Linked DNA regions of Homo sapiens: regions 2, 3, 4, 5 and 6 are each linked to region 1. Evidence: chromatin contacts called from ENCODE Hi-C or POLR2A ChIA-PET data. All regions are on one chromosome and are shown on one strand. Each heading gives the region's core, a stretch centred on a gene start or an enhancer-like site at or near the end of the contact. The rest is flanking DNA. Distances are from core to core; before and after follow the strand shown.

The links. Hi-C counts contacts between places; a loop is a spot of excess contacts on that map. ChIA-PET counts read pairs that join two places held with the same protein, here RNA polymerase II (POLR2A). Pooled maps may share reads with other maps.
Region 2: a loop to region 1 is called in a pooled map, with 8 times the contacts of the local background. The contact joins the promoter of DYNC1LI1 here to the promoter of NGLY1 in region 1. A Hi-C loop is called at or near these places in 1 of 168 maps with a recorded cell type or tissue (CD8-positive, alpha-beta T cell) and 7 of 50 pooled maps. POLR2A ChIA-PET finds 5 or more read pairs at or near these places in 1 of 52 experiments (activated T-cell).
Region 3: a loop to region 1 is called in a pooled map, with 6 times the contacts of the local background. The contact joins the promoter of PDCD6IP-DT here to the promoter of NGLY1 in region 1. A Hi-C loop is called at or near these places in 3 of 50 pooled maps.
Region 4: a pooled map shows a loop between it and region 1 (2.3-fold over the local background). The contact joins the enhancer-like site here to the promoter of NGLY1 in region 1. A Hi-C loop is called at or near these places in 2 of 50 pooled maps. POLR2A ChIA-PET finds 5 or more read pairs at or near these places in 2 of 52 experiments (activated CD4-positive, alpha-beta T cell and activated naive CD4-positive, alpha-beta T cell).
Region 5: a pooled map shows a loop between it and region 1 (8-fold over the local background). The contact joins the promoter of CRTAP here to the promoter of NGLY1 in region 1. A Hi-C loop is called at or near these places in 9 of 50 pooled maps.
Region 6: a loop to region 1 is called in a pooled map, with 3 times the contacts of the local background. The contact joins the promoter of CLASP2 here to the promoter of NGLY1 in region 1. A Hi-C loop is called at or near these places in 2 of 50 pooled maps.

What each region holds. Positions count from the first base shown.
Region 1 is chr3:25,782,188-25,784,887 of GRCh38, forward strand. NGLY1 (N-glycanase 1) reads right to left here and starts at 1,256. Exons shown (of 12, transcript NM_018297.4): 1 at 1,073-1,256. The coding sequence starts at 1,203. RefSeq lists enhancers at 606-685, 846-895 and a silencer at 1,206-1,445.
Region 2 is chr3:32,569,237-32,572,167 of GRCh38, forward strand. It overlaps DYNC1LI1 (dynein cytoplasmic 1 light intermediate chain 1), which reads right to left and starts at 1,622. Exons shown (of 13, transcript NM_016141.4): 1 at 1,389-1,622; 2 at 1,110-1,183. The coding sequence starts at 1,534. RefSeq lists an enhancer at 830-1,615 and silencers at 890-1,379, 1,560-1,819.
Region 3 is chr3:33,796,954-33,799,860 of GRCh38, forward strand. PDCD6IP-DT (PDCD6IP divergent transcript) reads right to left here and starts at 1,566. Exons shown (of 2, transcript NR_183731.1): 1 at 1,442-1,566; 2 at 1-1,069. It overlaps PDCD6IP (programmed cell death 6 interacting protein), which reads left to right and starts at 1,677. Exons shown (of 18, transcript NM_013374.6): 1 at 1,677-1,984. The coding sequence starts at 1,776. RefSeq lists enhancers at 1,544-1,893, 1,840-2,373.
Region 4 is chr3:31,211,307-31,214,189 of GRCh38, forward strand. No RefSeq gene overlaps it. Among named protein-coding and RNA genes, the nearest start is that of MIR466, 51 kb to the left of the region's middle. RefSeq lists an enhancer at 842-2,041. Within about 2 kb of position 1,550, at least 3 of the 41 ENCODE cell types and tissues checked have a DNase peak (open chromatin) inside an H3K27ac peak, as active enhancers do.
Region 5 is chr3:33,112,647-33,115,346 of GRCh38, forward strand. CRTAP (cartilage associated protein) reads left to right here and starts at 1,368. Exons shown (of 7, transcript NM_006371.5): 1 at 1,368-1,902. The coding sequence starts at 1,432. RefSeq lists silencers at 1,198-1,497, 1,938-2,127 and an enhancer at 2,079-2,700.
Region 6 is chr3:33,716,801-33,719,588 of GRCh38, forward strand. CLASP2 (cytoplasmic linker associated protein 2) reads right to left here and starts at 1,454. Exons shown (of 39, transcript NM_001365631.1): 1 at 1,008-1,454. The coding sequence starts at 1,202. RefSeq lists a silencer at 1,186-1,525 and an enhancer at 1,726-1,815.

The DNA.
Region 1 (2,700 bases), core at 6-2,505:
ATATTACTGACATGGATTTTAAAAACTGCACATGTAACTAATGTCTAAAATTGGGTCACGTGAAACCTATAACCTTGAAACTGAGAATTTCCTTTTAGACTTCATGACAATATACCAAACACTTAATGCACCAGGGGCTGAGGGGAACAGAGAACCTAATTAATCACGGTGACCTGATAAATGAGGTAACACCCCTAAAGCAAGTGGCTCTCCTTTAACCTCAGTTCCATTTCCCTACCCCCCCACACCATGTCCCTTCAGATCATTTGATCTGAAGAGTTGAGGTGGGTACTTATTCAAAATGAATAATCAAACTTGCCTCCCAATTCCCAAAATCTGCAAGGTCCCTTAGACCTCTAGAAGTGCAATTTTGCTGACAGGAGAATGAAGGAAATTACTCTCATCCAAGGCGATTACCTCCACGAATTCTTAAAGGGTTATGTTACATAGTAGAATCCAGGTATTAATATAAAAACTGTAACTTCAAAATACTATAATGTTTCAATCAACAAAAGTGGGCAGAAAAAAAATTAAAAATTTTAAAACCCACCACTTCAGAAGCATTATGCTTTAGTACTCGGATAGTCTCAACATGGGAAGAAAACATCACTTTGTCAGTGAGTAACTTCTGATAAGTATGTGGAAATGTAAGCCACTCCGCTCGAAAAATGCACGCAGGGGGAATGACACGCGCGGTGCGGTTACCGTTGTGTCCCGATATCTGAGGCCGTTAAACGACGAGAAGAGCGGCAGTGTCTGAAGCACGCCTTCCTACCTCTCCTCCGCCCGGCCCCGCTTCCGGGACTCCAGTTCACCCGCAGCACCCTGACTGCAGGTGCCAAGTCACAACTGCAAAGAAACTTCCTTTTCTCGAGCGGGGGTGGGACTTGGCCGGGTCCCGAGGCCCCTGGCCGGCGGGCTCGGACGTTAGGAGCAGAACCAGCTCCAGGTCCCGGTCTGTCCGGGCGTCGCTGCCCTCTGAAGCTCAGGCCGGACGCCCCAGTCCCTGGCCGAACAAGGTGCCGCGGCCCACCCACCCCGGTACCCGCCGTCCGACCCCGTTGCCCTGCACCTGAGGATGTTGTCAGCATAGGTGAGCAGCAGCTTGGAGGCCTCCAAAAAGGTCTCCGGGGTGTTCTGGCAGAGCTCAGCCACGGCCGGGGACGCCGAGCCTGAGGAGCTGCCCAATGCCGCCGCCGCCATGCTTGAGCGCCAGCGGGCGCCGCCGCCGCCCCTCGCTCTCCGCGTCCCACACTGAGCAGGCGCCTCAGCGCGCAGCAGCTACCGCAGCCACCGGCAGGGGCGGGGTCCTCGGCCGGCAGGGGCGGGGTCCTCGGCCGGCAGGGGCGGGGTCCTCGGCCGGCAGGGGCGGGGTCCTCGGCCGGCAGGGGCGGGGTCTTCGGCCGGCAGGGGCGGGGTCGGGGGCCTGGGGCGGGGTCGGGGACCGGGGCCAGGAGCGGGGGAGCTCGGCTGGGAGCTACGGCTGCCCCTTCGCGGGGGGCAAGGGGCTGTTCGGAAGAAGGTGGGGGGCCTCGGCCGGCAGGGGCGAGGTGCTTCGACCCAGAGTTGGGGCCTGGTCGTACAGGTTGGGAAGGGGTTCCGCAGGGAGAGGCGGGGCCTGGGCTCCGGGGCTGAGGGGTGTGGGCCTGGAGGAGGGGGATGTCGAGTCCTTTAGGACGGAGGAGCTCGGCTGGAGGGGAGGCCGGCTTTGGTCTAGAGGTATCGGGCGAATGGTGCTGGCACGTGCCTCTCAGAAACCCGGATCCCTTTGCGCTCCGGGGCCAGCCTAATTGATCCAGCTATTAAGGTGGAGAAACCGCATGTACCTCCCTCCTTTCCCCACAAATAAAACCACCTTAGAGCCTTCTCTTCGCAGATTGTCAGGACGTTCTACATAGATGTGGATGAAAGACTACAGAAGGAAGGAGCAACAAACGTCAAAAACAAAACCATGGCTATAAACTCTGCTGGGTTTGTTATATGGATTCTTTTCAGAATTTGGCTAATGACTGAAAATCTAAGTTCCAGCTCAACTAGTATATGATTCCTCTGTAAGGAAGTGTATTTTTAAACCATAGGTTGCGACATAATAATGGGTTGTGGATTCGGTTTACCGCGTGGTGACCAGCGTAAAACACATGCATAATAATTACGCAATATTATAGAATGTCGGGGGCGGGAAGGGAATAAAAATTTGCATCCCACACAGTAAGGGTAAGTAATATTTTGTGACTTGTTTTTTAGGTAGATCATGTGATCAAGGTCTTTTATTCCTCTTAGAAGATGCATCCCTTACTACTTTAATCCAGTCTCTTCCCCACCATGTTCTTGAAAGTGTACTTTACCAGTGGCTTCCTTCTTTGCAGAAATTCCTTTTCAACCTCACGAAGTATTTTTCTTGACTTTATTTCTTAAGATAAGTGATTTGCCTGAATAACCTCTTTTAAATTTCTTGATGTTTCATCTGTTTACTTTTAAGAATTGAAATTTTCTTCCAGAATCTCCGAACAAGACCCTAAGCTATGACATCCAGTTCAATGACTATTCGTCTCCCAAATATACGTACGCTTTTAATAAATATGTAAATCTTTGGACCACCTTCCAAGTATGGTGTGTTCAACAGATAGTAGTATGTTACTACCGTCTGTAACTAAAATTTTCAGGGGCTTAACACAAGAGTAATTTCTTTCTGGCTCATAT
Region 2 (2,931 bases), core at 372-2,871, 6.8 Mb after region 1:
TCAGTAGGTGCTTTCAACCACATTAAAAACAAGGGTAAAAACTAATTTTTCAACTAGCTCCATGTAGCTTTAAAGAATATCAATAATCATATATTCTTGCTTGGCAGCAGTCTATTAAAAAAGTAATTTTTTCTATGTAAACATTCATATTTAACCACGCAGCCTATCAAGTAGTATTTGACTTCTTGTTTCCTGTTTTTAGATGGATATAACCAAAACAACAACAACAACAACAAAAAACTCTGGTATTGAGCCGACACCAAATACCAAAGTTTTTAAATTTAATCATCGTATAAGCCAAACTTCAGTTATCTCGCATGTAAAGAGCTATATAGAGAAATTTCTCCTATAAATGATTCAGGAGCTAAGCCTAGAAAAATGCGAATCTGCGAACTATTCTCCCTCAGTCCTCTATCCCCACCCCCAGAGTCACTAAAGAAACAGAATACACAACTTCCAGAGAGCCGAGGAGATACAGAACAATCAGGAGAACTGACACTGGACCGTTTCTCCTTATTACATCCATTTGGCTGAAAAGACTTAACTAGAAAGTTGTGTTCTACTGCCCTTTACAAATTTCAGAATTATATGTGACAGTTAAGGTAGCTGCAACACGAGCACATTGTACCAGAGAACGCTGAATCAAGAACATTTATCGCCAGGTCTTAGTTCTAGCTTCTGTCAATTATACAAAGAGTCAGCTATTAAATATTAATGGCATGCCATTTGCGCTGCAGCTCTCGCAAAGAGCCTCCTGCTACCAATTTTTGTGATGAAAGAAAACCTGTCATTTTCTAGATAAACCCCAGGCCACGAGAATCCCTCAGATGAGCGATCGAATTCTGTCCTTCCCAGGGGAAGCTGTCAGGGCCACCCCCATATACCGGGGAGGAGGAGGAGGAACCTGAGGGAGGGCGGGTCCCCGCAGGTCCTGGGTCAAGGGTCTCGTGTTCCCCTTCTCTCCCAGCCATCCGCGACAGGTCGGGAGGCGAGGCGGGGCGGGGCTGGGCCGGCTGTCCGCACAAAGAGAGCCAGCGAGCTAGCCCGCGGACCAGGTACCCCGGGCCGCTGGGGGCCGGGCGGGGCGGGGCGAGGCAGGGAACACTTACCCAGCAGTAGCACGTTCTTCCCCGCAGGGAGCTTGGAGCGCGAGCGGGTGGAGACCTCGCTGAGGATGCAGGACCTAACGGGAAGCAAGGCGTACGGTGAGGCCGGAGGCCGGAGCCGCAGCGCGGGAGGGACGGACCCGGCCTCGGCGCGCCGGGGATGGGGCTGCCGGGAACGCAGTGGCCGGGCCCGGCGCCGAGCTCCAGCGGGCACGGGATCCCGAGGCGTCCGCGCAAGGCCGGGGGAGCCAGCGGGGGCTGAGGGAGAGGTGGAGTCGTTACCAAAGGTTCTGCCCGTCCTCGTCGTCGCCTGCCGCGGCGCCACCGTTGCCCGACGCTATCTCGTTGCCCAAGGGGCCGCCAGTGTAAGTCGAGGATAATCCCGGCGGAGAAGAACCGAAGGAGCCGACTCGCCCCACGGCCGCCATCTTGGTCGGGAATCACACCACTCCCGGCAAGACTAAATGTGCGAGGCGGCTGAGGCGGTGGCGGTGGAGGCGGCGGGAACCCGGATATGGGGCGTTCAGCGCACGGGAGCGGGGCGGGGCCTGCGGGGGCGGGGCCCCGGGCCGGGCCAGGACTGATGGAGCGAGCGAGAACGGACTGCGCGTGCGTGGCTGCCTGGCCGGCGCTGAGGGGCTGAGCGTACGCGGGCGGCGGGGTGGGCCGCTATGCTGCAACTGAAGCCCAGTGATCTGACAGTATGGAAGTGCTTTCCTTCCGCTCATCCGCGGCCCTGGGCTGCGGCAGGGGGGTTGGGTGTGTCAGGTGAAAAGTGCTCCCTCCCACCCTTCAGACAGGTCCCCAAACCCTGCGGCCTGCGCGGAATTCCTGCATTGTCATTGCCGGCCCACCCACTGTTCAGGCTGAGAGCGGTCCCCCGCCCAAACCGGCGCTTCGCCGGCGCCAAGATAGAAATGGGTCGCCCGGCTGGTAAAGAGGCTGCCCTGCAACCCTGGGCTGGAGTATTGCTGTGGTCCTGGATTTCTGGACTTTATTTGCGTTCTCAAGTGGCGAAGTGTTCCTCAACCTGGACCCACATCAGAAGCAGGTTCTCCGAGCCCCTAAGCAGCGGCGTGACAAAGTAATTGTTTACCCTGGAAATAGACTGTTATTTTTTAAAAATTATTGTCAGGGCTTGCTTTAATGTTCTTAATGTTTTTGTATGAGATCCTCCATGTGAGATTTGAAAAGATCCACTATGCGGGTCATCTAACCGGTCACTAGACATTGATTCCACACTTACTACGTCGAGCACAGTTGACACTGGGAATACATGGATGGACTTATACTAGCCCTAAAATAACTCCTTTTCTATTAGAACTTTACTAGGTAAAGGTATTTGAATGTCTGAACTCCATGTTTAGAAGGAGTCATTGGTTTTAAGGCTCTGTCCTAGTACACCTGTAAGAGCATTTGCTTAAAATTGCCTGGCCTTTGTATGTTATCTCTGTCACTTCATATTTGAAAATCACTTGCTAGAATATGGCCTGATCAATGCTGTTATGCTAGTGAGAAAATCCACAACTAAAGACTATTTGCTATATATTAGCATTACGGTTAGAAGTCTGGAAGCCTTTGGAGGCTGGCAAATCTGAGTTCAGGTCTAGCTCTTCGAGTTTACTGGCTGTGTAACCTTAGGCAATTTACTTAACCTCCGTGAGTCTCAGTTTCCTTATCTGTCAAATGAGGATAAAAGAACTTAGAGTTGTTATTGAGATTAAACGGGATGATTCATGTAAAATGGCTTAGAATAACGACTGGCAAATCTTAAGCGCTTACCACATGTTAATTGTTATCAATGACTTTCTTTACCTTTCACACC
Region 3 (2,907 bases), core at 316-2,815, 8.0 Mb after region 1:
GCTGAGATTGTGCCACTGCACTCCAGCCTGGGTGACAGAGTGAGACTCTTTCTAAAAAAAAAAAAATTGTGGTAAAATAAACTTTTACTATAATGAAAGTAGTCTATGTGCTGCAAAAGTTACAATGAAAAAGATAGGCAAACACAAAGAAAAAAATACACATTTCCACTTCCAAAGATTACCAATACTAACACCTTAGGGTATAAGCCCACTATTTTTTTAGTTGTACATAAATACATATATGTGCATTTTTAAACCAAAATGAGATGCTGTAACATACTATTTCGTGACTTGCTCTTTTCAGTTAATGATCTTTTCCATGGCAATACAGTTCTATTTTATCCAATACTCAGTCCATCTACATTCATATTTCTTTAATGGTCCTGAAAATGCATTTTATAGACAGTCTGTTCAAACCAGGATCCAATTCAAACTGTTATGTCCCTTAAATTTCTTTTCATAAAGCAGTTGCTTTTATCATGACAAATTGTTGAAGAGATGGGCCAGTTATCCTGCAGAATGTTTCACCTTCTGGATCTGTCTAGTTACTTCCTCTGGCATCATTTAGTTTGTTCATCTATCTGTTGTATTTTTTATAAACTGTGTTAGATGCAAAGGCTTGACAGATTCAAGTTAAATATTTTTGCCTGGAATATACCATGATGATACTGTATACTACATCCCATCAAAAGACAAACTATCCGATTGAGCTACAACGTGGCCTTTAAAAAATGTAAATTATAAGTGTATATAGCTTCCTCTGCATTTATTATACAATACTAAACAAATTCTTCAACTTGGACAACAAGTTTCTGAATGATTTGATGCCTGCTTACTCATCCAACTTTATTCCATCCCATTCTATTTGTTTTTAAAGGTCTTGTCACATGTTTCGTTTCTAGTCCTGAAACATGGTTAAGTGCTTGCCTCCTAGGGCCTCTGCCGCAGGCTTTTGGTTTGGAGGCTCTCCTTTGCCACTCCACCCCTCTCCACTCTTCTCCTCTTCTGATATCAAGCATCTTCTCAAATTACAGGTGTCGTTTTTAATTTATTTAAAATTTTGTTCTTTCTACAAAACAGCAACCAGAGACACAGGTTCATTTTCAGTTAACCTACTCGGAGAAAACCTACTTTATCTTATTTAAATTAGGGTCCTCCAAGCGATCTTAACATCTCCTAAGTCCCAAGCACCCTGTTTTTTTCCTGATACTTTTTCCGTTTACCTTAAGGTCTGTGTCAACCTGACAGTAAGCTGCACGATGGCAGGGGTCTTGCCTACTAGGTTCCCTGTGCACAGCAGCCCGTCAACAGTAGTTGAATAAACATCATAGGTCACAATAACCCTGGGACTGCCTCTTGGGGAGGTAGCCGCAAACTCTCGCAGGTGGCAGTGACACCAGTACTTCTCCGGGGGGTTGTTCGAGTGGAGGAATACTCTTACGTGAAAGTGCTCAGTACACCACTGCGGCAGGAAGGAGGAAGGGAAGAATTCCAGATGGGGAGAAAGTAATATTTTGCAGCACAGTACAGGGTAAACTGGGTCCAGGTGGGCGTAGCCGCCGCGACACCTTCACGTGACCGCGGACAGCTTAAGGACCCCGCATCCAGTGCGCCTGCGCTGGAGCTCCCGGAAGTTGCCGGACCCGGAACGCAGGCGGAGCGCAAGTCTGTCAGCCAGTCAGTCCGCCAGTCCGCCAGCCCAGTACCTCTCTCTCCTCGGCCCTCGTAAGCTGTCCGCGGTCTGTTTGGCCCGAACGGCGGCGGAGGCGCTGATCATGGCGACATTCATCTCGGTGCAGCTGAAAAAGACCTCAGAGGTGGACCTGGCCAAGCCGCTGGTGAAGTTCATCCAGCAGACTTACCCAAGCGGCGGGGAAGAGCAGGCCCAGTACTGCCGCGCGGCGGAGGAGCTCAGCAAGCTGCGCCGCGCCGCAGTCGGTCGTCCGCTGGACAAGCACGAGGGCGCGCTCGAGACGCTCCTGAGGTGGGCGCGGGGCTGGGAGTGGGTAGGTTGTCTGCCAGCCGTCGCTCGCCGCTCCTCTTCCCGTCTCCCCCCTTCCTTCAATCCTGTAACCTGGGCGGAGCCGCCCCGTCCCGGCCTGACCAGGCGCGTAGGTGTGGTCTGCATTCTTTGCTGGTGAGCAGGACCCGCCCTGCAGGCCCGCTGTGACTGCCCGCTTGTCCTGCCTGCACGTCTGCTCTAGCCCTTGGTCGGCGAGGGCTCCGTGGATCAGATACCTGGGAGCAGCAGTCTGCCCTGTACTGATCTCTTTTGCCACATTTACTTAGAACTAGTCTTCACTTTTTTGGGTCTCTAACTGAAGCTTCCCCTTTCGCCCCATTTTTCCATCACTGTCTTTCTTGGGCCACATTTTGATTTCATAATAGTAGTTGCTTGAAGGCAGTGGGGGAAGTGGGGGAATTGGGACACTGGACCAAATGTCTGATCAGCTCATCACATTGTCCACATGAAATGGACCGTCTTCCTCAGTTCAAAATAATCAAATGATAGATGGAGAATTCTGAAAGTTAGGAGCTACAACTATTTGAAATAAAACTCTAGTTACATAGTTGAACCGTTCAAGGTAGGTTGTTTAAAAGCAGTTTGTTCACAAACAGATATATACACAGTAGAGTAAATTTGTTATTTTAGCAAACGCTTATTTAGCTCATGCTGATTTAATGAGGGTTCCTTTCATGATACTTAATAGTTATAAGAACATTTTTTACGATTTTATAGTTAAACATTTCTTTTGCATACCTTGTTAATCTCGTTTTCTCCGTATAGTATATTCTACTTGTTTCACAGGAGAATCACAATTGTATTCCAATCCAAGTAGCAGAAACCCAGGCTAAACTAGCTTGAGCTAAGAAAAGACTTATTCTGCCGGGCGCGGTGGCTCACGC
Region 4 (2,883 bases), core at 300-2,799, 5.4 Mb after region 1:
TCTTGTTGAAATACAAGTATATGAAACCTATGGCATTCCTTGAATCTACTGGAACCTAACGTAACTTTCACATTGGCATTTAACCTGCCACACTAGTTACGTAGTGATCCCAAGTTCTTCACTTAACTTCAGTACTCAAGTCTTCTCATTGACAGCAGTGAGATAATGGTTCTAATCTCACATTTTGGTGGGGGCTTTTATAAAGTACTATATAGCTTATTTGCTATCTATGTGCGAGTTACTATATAATGCCTACTGCCTCCTTATAAGCATAGAGACTGAATGGAAGTCCCTCAATTCTGTTTAGGTTTTTTGAGGGCTAAGGAGTTAAAACTAAGGAGAATAAATCTGGAGGGAGAGTTGAGTTGCTCTGCAAAAGAGAAGAAATAGAAATGGAAGACCTTTAGCCATCTAGAGAAACCTGGAAGAGACAGGTGAGAAACAGGACTGTGGGAGAGGGCGAAACCCTCCGCAAAATGGCAGTTTCCTACTAGAATGGACAAATTACAGAACAAAGGCACACTCGAGGTAGCTGAACCCAAGTGGTATAGAAAGCCAACAGGACACACTGACTCATCTACTGGCATTCCCATTCTAGAAAGTAGCAGAAATCTTGGAGGTAAAGCTCTGTGGACCATGGAATTTGAGAGTTAAAGGCAAATTTACGTAGATCTCAAGGGGCAGGAAAAAACCCCACCTGAATTTTGGCCTATATACATTTGCATTCATATACAAGAAGCAATAGAATAGTGAACTTTTCAGTCCTTGGGTGATTTTTGCTGAAGCAGAAAAAGGGGAAAAAAAGTCTCTGTGTTCTGTTATTCCAACTTTGATCTTTTATTCATTCTCTGAGGGCATAAATGATTGTTTATCTATGTTTTCATTAGTAAAACCACTCTTGAGGATTTTTTGTTTGTAGTTGTTGTTGTTTCCTGCTGTGGATTTTAACACAGAGGCCTTTCGTTTTGAACCAAATGTATCAACAACGAGCATCCTACAATTGCCATTTGCTAGATCCCTTTGTTTGTGGGCTCTTTTGCCTTATGTTCATGTAGGGTACAAAATTAATTACAAGCATGAATAGCTTGTGTCTGCTGTGTTGGAGAACCTGAGGTGATAATGGCTGCCACCTACCATACCCCAGAATGTGCCTACCCACAGCCTCTGCAGAACATGTAGCCCCAGGAGGATATGTTTTATACCATGCAGCCTGGCCATTCTGGTCTCAGTCAGGGGTGCAAATCTAAAGCAAGAGCAGCCAAACCATAGCCTCTCCATGACCTCTGGAGTGGCCACAGGTAAAAAGACAAGTTATGGCCGGGTGCTGTGGCTCATGCCTGTAATCCCAGCACTTTGGGAGGCCTAGGCGGGCGGATCATGAGGTCAGGAGATGAGATCATCCTGGCCAACACGGTGAAACCCCGTCTCTACTGAAAATATAAAAATGACCTGGGTGTGGTGGCATGTGCCTGTAATCCCAACTACTTGGGAAGCTGAGGCACGAGAATCGCTTGAACCCAAGAGGCGGAGGTTGGAGTGAGCTAAGATCTTGCCACTGCAATCCAGCCTGGTGACAGAGCAAGACTTTGTCAAAAAAAAAAAAAAAAAGTTATGCCAGTCAGATTCTCTTCCTCAGATATTTGAAACAGGAAATGAGTAAGAGAAGACGATGACAGTGTACATCAAAGAAGGCCATGAAATACCTTTAGAAGCCATGAGGAATCACGAGCAAGCCAGAATTAGGAGAAAGCAAAGTCAATAGCAAGAGCAGAAGGAAGGTAACATAAGAAACTCGATAGCACTGTACTAACCTCAACCTGTTCCTGCCTCAGGTATGAGCACATCCAAGCCATTCCCTTTGCCTACCTTTTACATTATCTCTTTTTCCTCTTCCCATCTCCTCCCTTCTTTGCTTAAAGACAACAAGGCAGAAGAATTAGAGTGTTGCCATCAGAAGTCATGGAAATGCACCATTGCAATTCCCTTGTTTTTCCCTATTTAAGCTGAGCTTTATGAAGGATACATTAACCACATTATCAGATGGAGACATAATGACAAGCCTGCTCTTCATCTTTTCAAAATGCCCAGATGGAAATAATGTCTGAGAATGTAAAGTTTTCCCATCACAGCACTCTTCTCTCTTGTTGAATCTAATTGTAGCACTAGAAAAAGAGAGACTGACTCTTGCAAACCTCCCAGTGAAATGCCAACTGTAACACATCATTAGCTAAATAAGAAACAACAAGGTCAGCATGGTGTGCGAGAAATGGCAATGTTGTACTTGCTGTTGATTCAGAACTGGCGGGTTTGTGAGGAAGGGAAAAATAAATGTGTATAGAGGTAATGTTGGCCAGGTGCAGTGACTCACGCCTGTAAACCCAGCACTTTGGGAGGCCGAGGCAGGTGGATCACCTGAGGTCAGGAGTTCAAGACCAGCCTGGCCAACATGGCAAAACCCCATCTCTACCAAAAATACAAAAATAATAGACAGGCGTGGTGGCACACCTGTAATCCCAACTACTCAGGAGGCTGAGGCAGGAGAATAGCTTGAACCTGAGAGGCTGAGGTTGCAGTGAGCCGAGATCATGCCACTGCACTCCAGCATGGGTGACAAGAGCGAAACTCCATCTCAAAAAAAAAAAAAAAAAAAAAAAAGCAATGTCACTACAGGCCGCCACAATATATAGGTGTGCATGGGAAAATATAGTTGAGTGTATTTTCAGGATGTGGCAAGCGGATGTGGCTCAACCAGAGGAATTTATAGCAGCAAGTAACAGCCATACCACCATAAAACTGCACAGAAGCTACTTTTAGACTTTGAGGATCAAACAGCTAGATTCAAAACACAGATAATAGAATAACAACTGCTGCTTAACAGGGAGT
Region 5 (2,700 bases), core at 118-2,617, 7.3 Mb after region 1:
GAACCAGTTTAAAGGATATGAAATAGACTAGATGTAACAGTGATCACGGATGGACTGCATCCTAAGAGAAAAAAGTGCCATGAAAGACATAATTGGAACAGCTGACATAACCGGAAATGGAACATGATTAAAGTCTTCTATCAGTATTAAATTTCCTAAATTTGATTGTCTGGTAGTTTCATTCTTAGGACATACATACTGAAAGACTAAGGGGTTGGGCACGGTGGCTCACGCCTGTAATCCCAGCACTTTGGGAGGCAGAGGCAGGTAGATCACCTAAGGTCAGGAGTTCAAGAACAGCCTGGCCAACATGGCAAAACCTCATCTCTAGTAAAAAATAGAAAAATTAGCCAGGTATGGTGGTGTGTGCCTATGATCCCAGCTACTCGGGAGGCTAAGGCAGGGAGAATTGCTTGAACCCGGGAGGCGGAGGTTGCAGTGAGCCGAGATCGCGCCACTGCACTCCAGCCTGGGTGACAGGGCGAGACTCCGTCTCAAAAAAAAAAAAAGGAAAAAAAAAAAGAAAAAAAAAAGACTAACGGACAGTGGGCCTGATACATGCAACCTATCTCAAATGAGTCAGAAAAAAATGTAAAGATAGAAATGTGGTATAACGTTAGCAACTTGTGAATCTTGATGAAGGGTATATAGGAACTTTTTGTACTGTTTTTGCAGCTTTCTTGTAAATTATTTCAAGATTTAAAAGTTTAAAGATTTTTTAAAAGTGCTGCCATTAACATTCCATCCATATTTTTTGATGCACACGCGCAAGCTTCTCCAGCATATTCCACCGAATGGTGTTGCAGATTCATAAGGTGTGCACATCTTCAACCTGACTAGCTATACAGTTTACAAAGTGCTGACATCCTTATTAATTTTATTTTTGCACTGTCTTTTTCTCTCACTAAAATTTAAGGTTGGGCAGTGCTATTAAAAGTGCGGCCCTTGGGCCCGCAGCATTAGCCTCATCAGGGTGCTGGTTAAACACACAAATCGTCAGACCTCCACCCCAGACTTTCTGAATCAGAAACTCTGGGGGCACAGCCCAGGAATCTTCGTTTTCACAAACCTCCAAACGAATATAAAGATCGTAGATTATATAGACCGTAGGGCCGATGTATATAATCTATTAGGGCCGCGTCGGCCTTGCAGGCGGGTCTCCAAGTGAATGAGCGGCAGAGTCCCATCATGCGCATCAGCCTGCGTGAACCAGTGCGCAGCGCGCCTTTCCCGGGCACCCTCTAGGTGCTGGCAGCTGGCGCCCAGATCCCCCGGCTGGGTGGGGAGGGGCGGCCGGACGGGGCGGGCCGGAGGCTGGCGTCCCCGCCCCGAAAGCACTGGGCCCGCCGCGTCGCACCGTCCTCTTTCCTTTCCTTCTCCCTCCCCTTTTCCCTTCCTTCGTCCCTTCCTTCCTTCCTTTCGCCGGGCGCGATGGAGCCGGGGCGCCGGGGGGCCGCGGCGCTGCTAGCGCTGCTGTGCGTGGCCTGCGCGCTGCGCGCCGGGCGCGCCCAATACGAACGCTACAGCTTCCGCAGCTTCCCACGGGACGAGCTGATGCCGCTCGAGTCGGCCTACCGGCACGCGCTGGACAAGTACAGCGGCGAGCACTGGGCCGAGAGCGTGGGCTACCTGGAGATCAGCCTGCGGCTGCACCGCTTGCTGCGCGACAGCGAGGCCTTCTGCCACCGCAACTGCAGCGCCGCGCCGCAGCCCGAGCCCGCCGCCGGCCTCGCCAGCTATCCCGAGCTGCGCCTCTTCGGGGGCCTGCTGCGCCGCGCGCACTGCCTCAAGCGCTGCAAGCAGGGCCTGCCAGCCTTCCGCCAGTCCCAGCCCAGCCGCGAGGTGCTGGCGGACTTCCAGCGCCGCGAGCCCTACAAGTTCCTGCAGTTCGCTTACTTCAAGGCAAGTCCGCCTCGCCCCGTCCCAGGCCCCGGCCCCGCCCCTGACCCAGCCTCCAGGCCCTAGCCCCGCCCCTGCGCCCGGGGCCGCGTTGCCCCTCCAGTTCTAGACCTGGCTCCCTCCCATCCAGCCCTGCCAAAGGTCTCCTCCAAGTCCTGTCTCCTTCTTCATCTCAACTAGAGATGAAAATGCCTTTCTTGAAGGGTAACTCTAAGGTAGAGAATACGTACACAGAACGCAGTACAGCGCCAGGCACCCAACAAAGTGCCTGATAAATGTTCTCTGTTATTTGAGGGCAGACGCCTCTTTTCTGTATATACCATTAAAGTCGCCTTTTTTCTCAAGTGAGCGGTGACTTGCGATAATAAAGCAGAAGACCTGAGGAGCCGACAAGTACCTTTTATTTTTATTTTTTGTTGAGACAGGGTCTCACAGTCGCCCAGGCTGGAGTGCAGAGGCGCTATCATGGCTCACTGCAGCCTTGACCTCCTCAGGCTCAGGTGATCCTCCACCTCAGCCTCCTGAGTAGCTGGGATTATAGGCGCGCGCCACCACACCTAGCTAATTTTTTGGTATTTTCTGTAGAGACAGAGTTTCGCCACGTTGCCCAGGCTGATCTCGAACTCCCGGACTCAAGTGATCCTCCCACCTCGCCTCCCAGAGTTCTGGGATTACAGTCGTGAGCCATTGCACCCAGCTGACTAGTTCCTTTTAAAGAGGATGAAATTGAGGCCAGGGAAGGGCAGGGACTCCTTGCAAGGACACATCCCTGCTTAAAGGGGAACTCGTGCACCGTGAGTC
Region 6 (2,788 bases), core at 204-2,703, 7.9 Mb after region 1:
TTTACCATTAAATCTGCGTCATAATTCTAGAGTTTGTCTTTCTTCTCTTTTTGAATAAAAGGTTTCAAAGTACAGCCTATTCGCTGGATCATGAGAATATGTTACTAAGAAGAATCACTTCATCCATGGGAAGCTGCAGTCAGCATTTTAAAGCAACACTGCCACCAGAAGACAAGAAAGAAAAGTAACTACTAACGACTACGGGGCAAGTTAAATACAAAATATTTACCTGGCCTCCCAACGCGGCTACATTACACCCTGCCTACCACCAACTCTTCAGAAAGGCTCATTCTTTCTCGCACCTCATCTTTGTAACTTTTTCCCCCCCAGCATTAGCCTATCTACTAAGACACATCAACCTAAAATCGTATCCTAATGTCCTATCTGTTGGTCTGGGTAGTGTTTACACAGGTGAACACAAATGTCGAAGTCTTTCACTGATTTTTTTTTCAAAATAAGTGATCAACATTGTGTCCTAGTAACTCCGCAACGTGTCACGGAATCGCTGAATTTGTCATTGTCCACAAGTGTAGAAAAATGTGGTCACAAGTCAGTCCTCGGCTCGCGTACGAAGAGGCGGTCTGCCCAGTGGGGACGCGGGACCCCCCTGTTTCCCCTATTTTTATTTATTTTTTACTTTTTTTGAGACAGAGTCTCACTCTGTCGCCCAGGCTGGAGTGCAGTGGCTCGATCTCGGCTCACTGCAACCTCTGCCTGCTAGATTCAAGCGATTCTCCTGCCTCAGCCTCCTGGGTAGCTGGGATTACAGGCGCCCGCCACCACGCCCGGCTAATTTTTGTATTTTTAGTAGAGACGGGGTTGCACCATGTTGGTCAGGCTGGTCTCGAACTCCTGACCTCGTGATCCGCCCGCCTGTGCTTCCCAAAGTGTGTTTCCCCTCTTAAGCAGTGGTTCGGACGGGAGCTTTCCCGGCCCGGCGCTCGCGTCCGGGATTAAAGGGCTGCCGCGGAGGGCGTGACCAGCCCAGCCTCGCCGCCGTCGCTTACCCGGTAGTTGCTCGAACCCACCCAGCCGGTGAGCGCGTCGACTGTCTTGCCTAGGCGGCCCAGGTCCTCCTCCAGGTCCGAGATGGCGCCGGGGGCGCCAAGGTAGAGCAGGAGCTCCTGGCCGACCTGCAGCCGGCCGCCGACGTCCTTCTGCTGCACCTGGGCGCAGAAGTACTCCATGCTGCGGGGCTCCATGGCTGCGGCCGCCCGCCCGCCTGCCAGTCTGTGAGCGGCCAACTTTCGCCGAGAGCCGCCCAGCCTCCAGTGCGGGTCCCCGCGGGAGCGGGCGGGACTCACTTAGCCCGCCAGGGGCGCGGCTTGCGGGGCGCAGCGGGCGGCGGGAGGAACGCCAAGCGCCCAGCCGCCCCCAAACTAGTCAAACTCGGCGCCCCCCGATCCCCAGCCCGCTTCAGAGGCCGCGGCCGCGGGCGACGTCAGCACGCGCGTGACGTCAGCACGACGCCGGCGAGGGCCCTCCAGTCCGGCTAGCGTTTTGCTGCGGAGGTGGTGGAGGTGGCTGCGGAAACCGCTGGGAGCGATAGGACCTCTAGGGAGACTTGGGGTCCGAGTTGGGCCGAGCCCCCTGGGAGGCGGGCCGTTCTTTGCTAGCCGCTGTCAGGGCACCCTGCCCTCGCCCTGTGAAATGTGGAACGTTTCCAAGTTTGCCTCCACTTGTATTCAACACTTAGGAAAGTACTTGGCATCCCCCTTTCCCGCCCCCACTGCCGGTTTAAAAAAAAAAAAAAAAAAGAATACACTCCTGACTTCTGCTTCCAGCCACCACCACAGTCACTGTGTAATACTTAAAAAAACAAAACAAAACAAAACTTAGGTTTGCCTAAAGTAAAACGCACAGATTTTCAGCGTACACTTCATGAGTTTCGGCAAATGTATTCACCCGTGGAACCGCCACCCCAGTGAGGGTACAGCACGTTTCCAACACCCCAGGAAGTCCCAGGACACTTCCCAATTATCTGCTCTTCCCTAGGCAATTCTAATTTGATTTCTAGCATGGTAACATAGTTTTCCCTGTTCCTGAACTTCATACAGTCTGTGCTTCTTTGGAGTCTGGTTTCTTTTAGCATAACGTTTGGGGTCCATCCAGCGCTGTTGGTGTCTCAGAAGTCCATTCCTTTTTATTGCTTTCCATTCTGTGGAATCACTACCATTTGTCGATCCATTCACTTGTTGGTAGATATTTGGGTTGTTTCCTATTTTTTATAATTATGAATAAAGCTGCTACAACGGTTAGTGCACAAGTTTTTGTGTGGATATATTTTCTTCTCTCATGGGTAAATAAATACCAAGGACTGGCATTACTAGGTCTTGTAAGTTGTATGTTTAACTTTAGAAGAACCTGCCAAATTGTTTACCAAAGTGACTGGATCATATTAAATCCCCACCAGCAATGCTTGAGAGTTCCAGTTGCTCCACAATATTTGATATGGTCAGGGTTATTAGTTTTAGCCATTCTGGTGGGGGTAAAGTTGTCTAATACATTCCAAAAGCACACTGTGTTTATCTTCTTGACAATTATTCCCAATCACAACAAAATGATTATTTATGTAATATCTTTCTCTTCTAATACACAGAAAGCTCCAGGAACCTTTGTGTTTTCCTAGGGTGGTGCCTAGCAAATAATGGGTGGCCAATTTAAGTTAAATGAGTGAATGAATTCAACAAAAATTGATATTTGAAATATTCACAATAACTAAGAATAAACAAACTCAAAATTCAAAGAAATTGACTGTTTTCTGTGTTCTTTTTTCAGTATTTCTGTG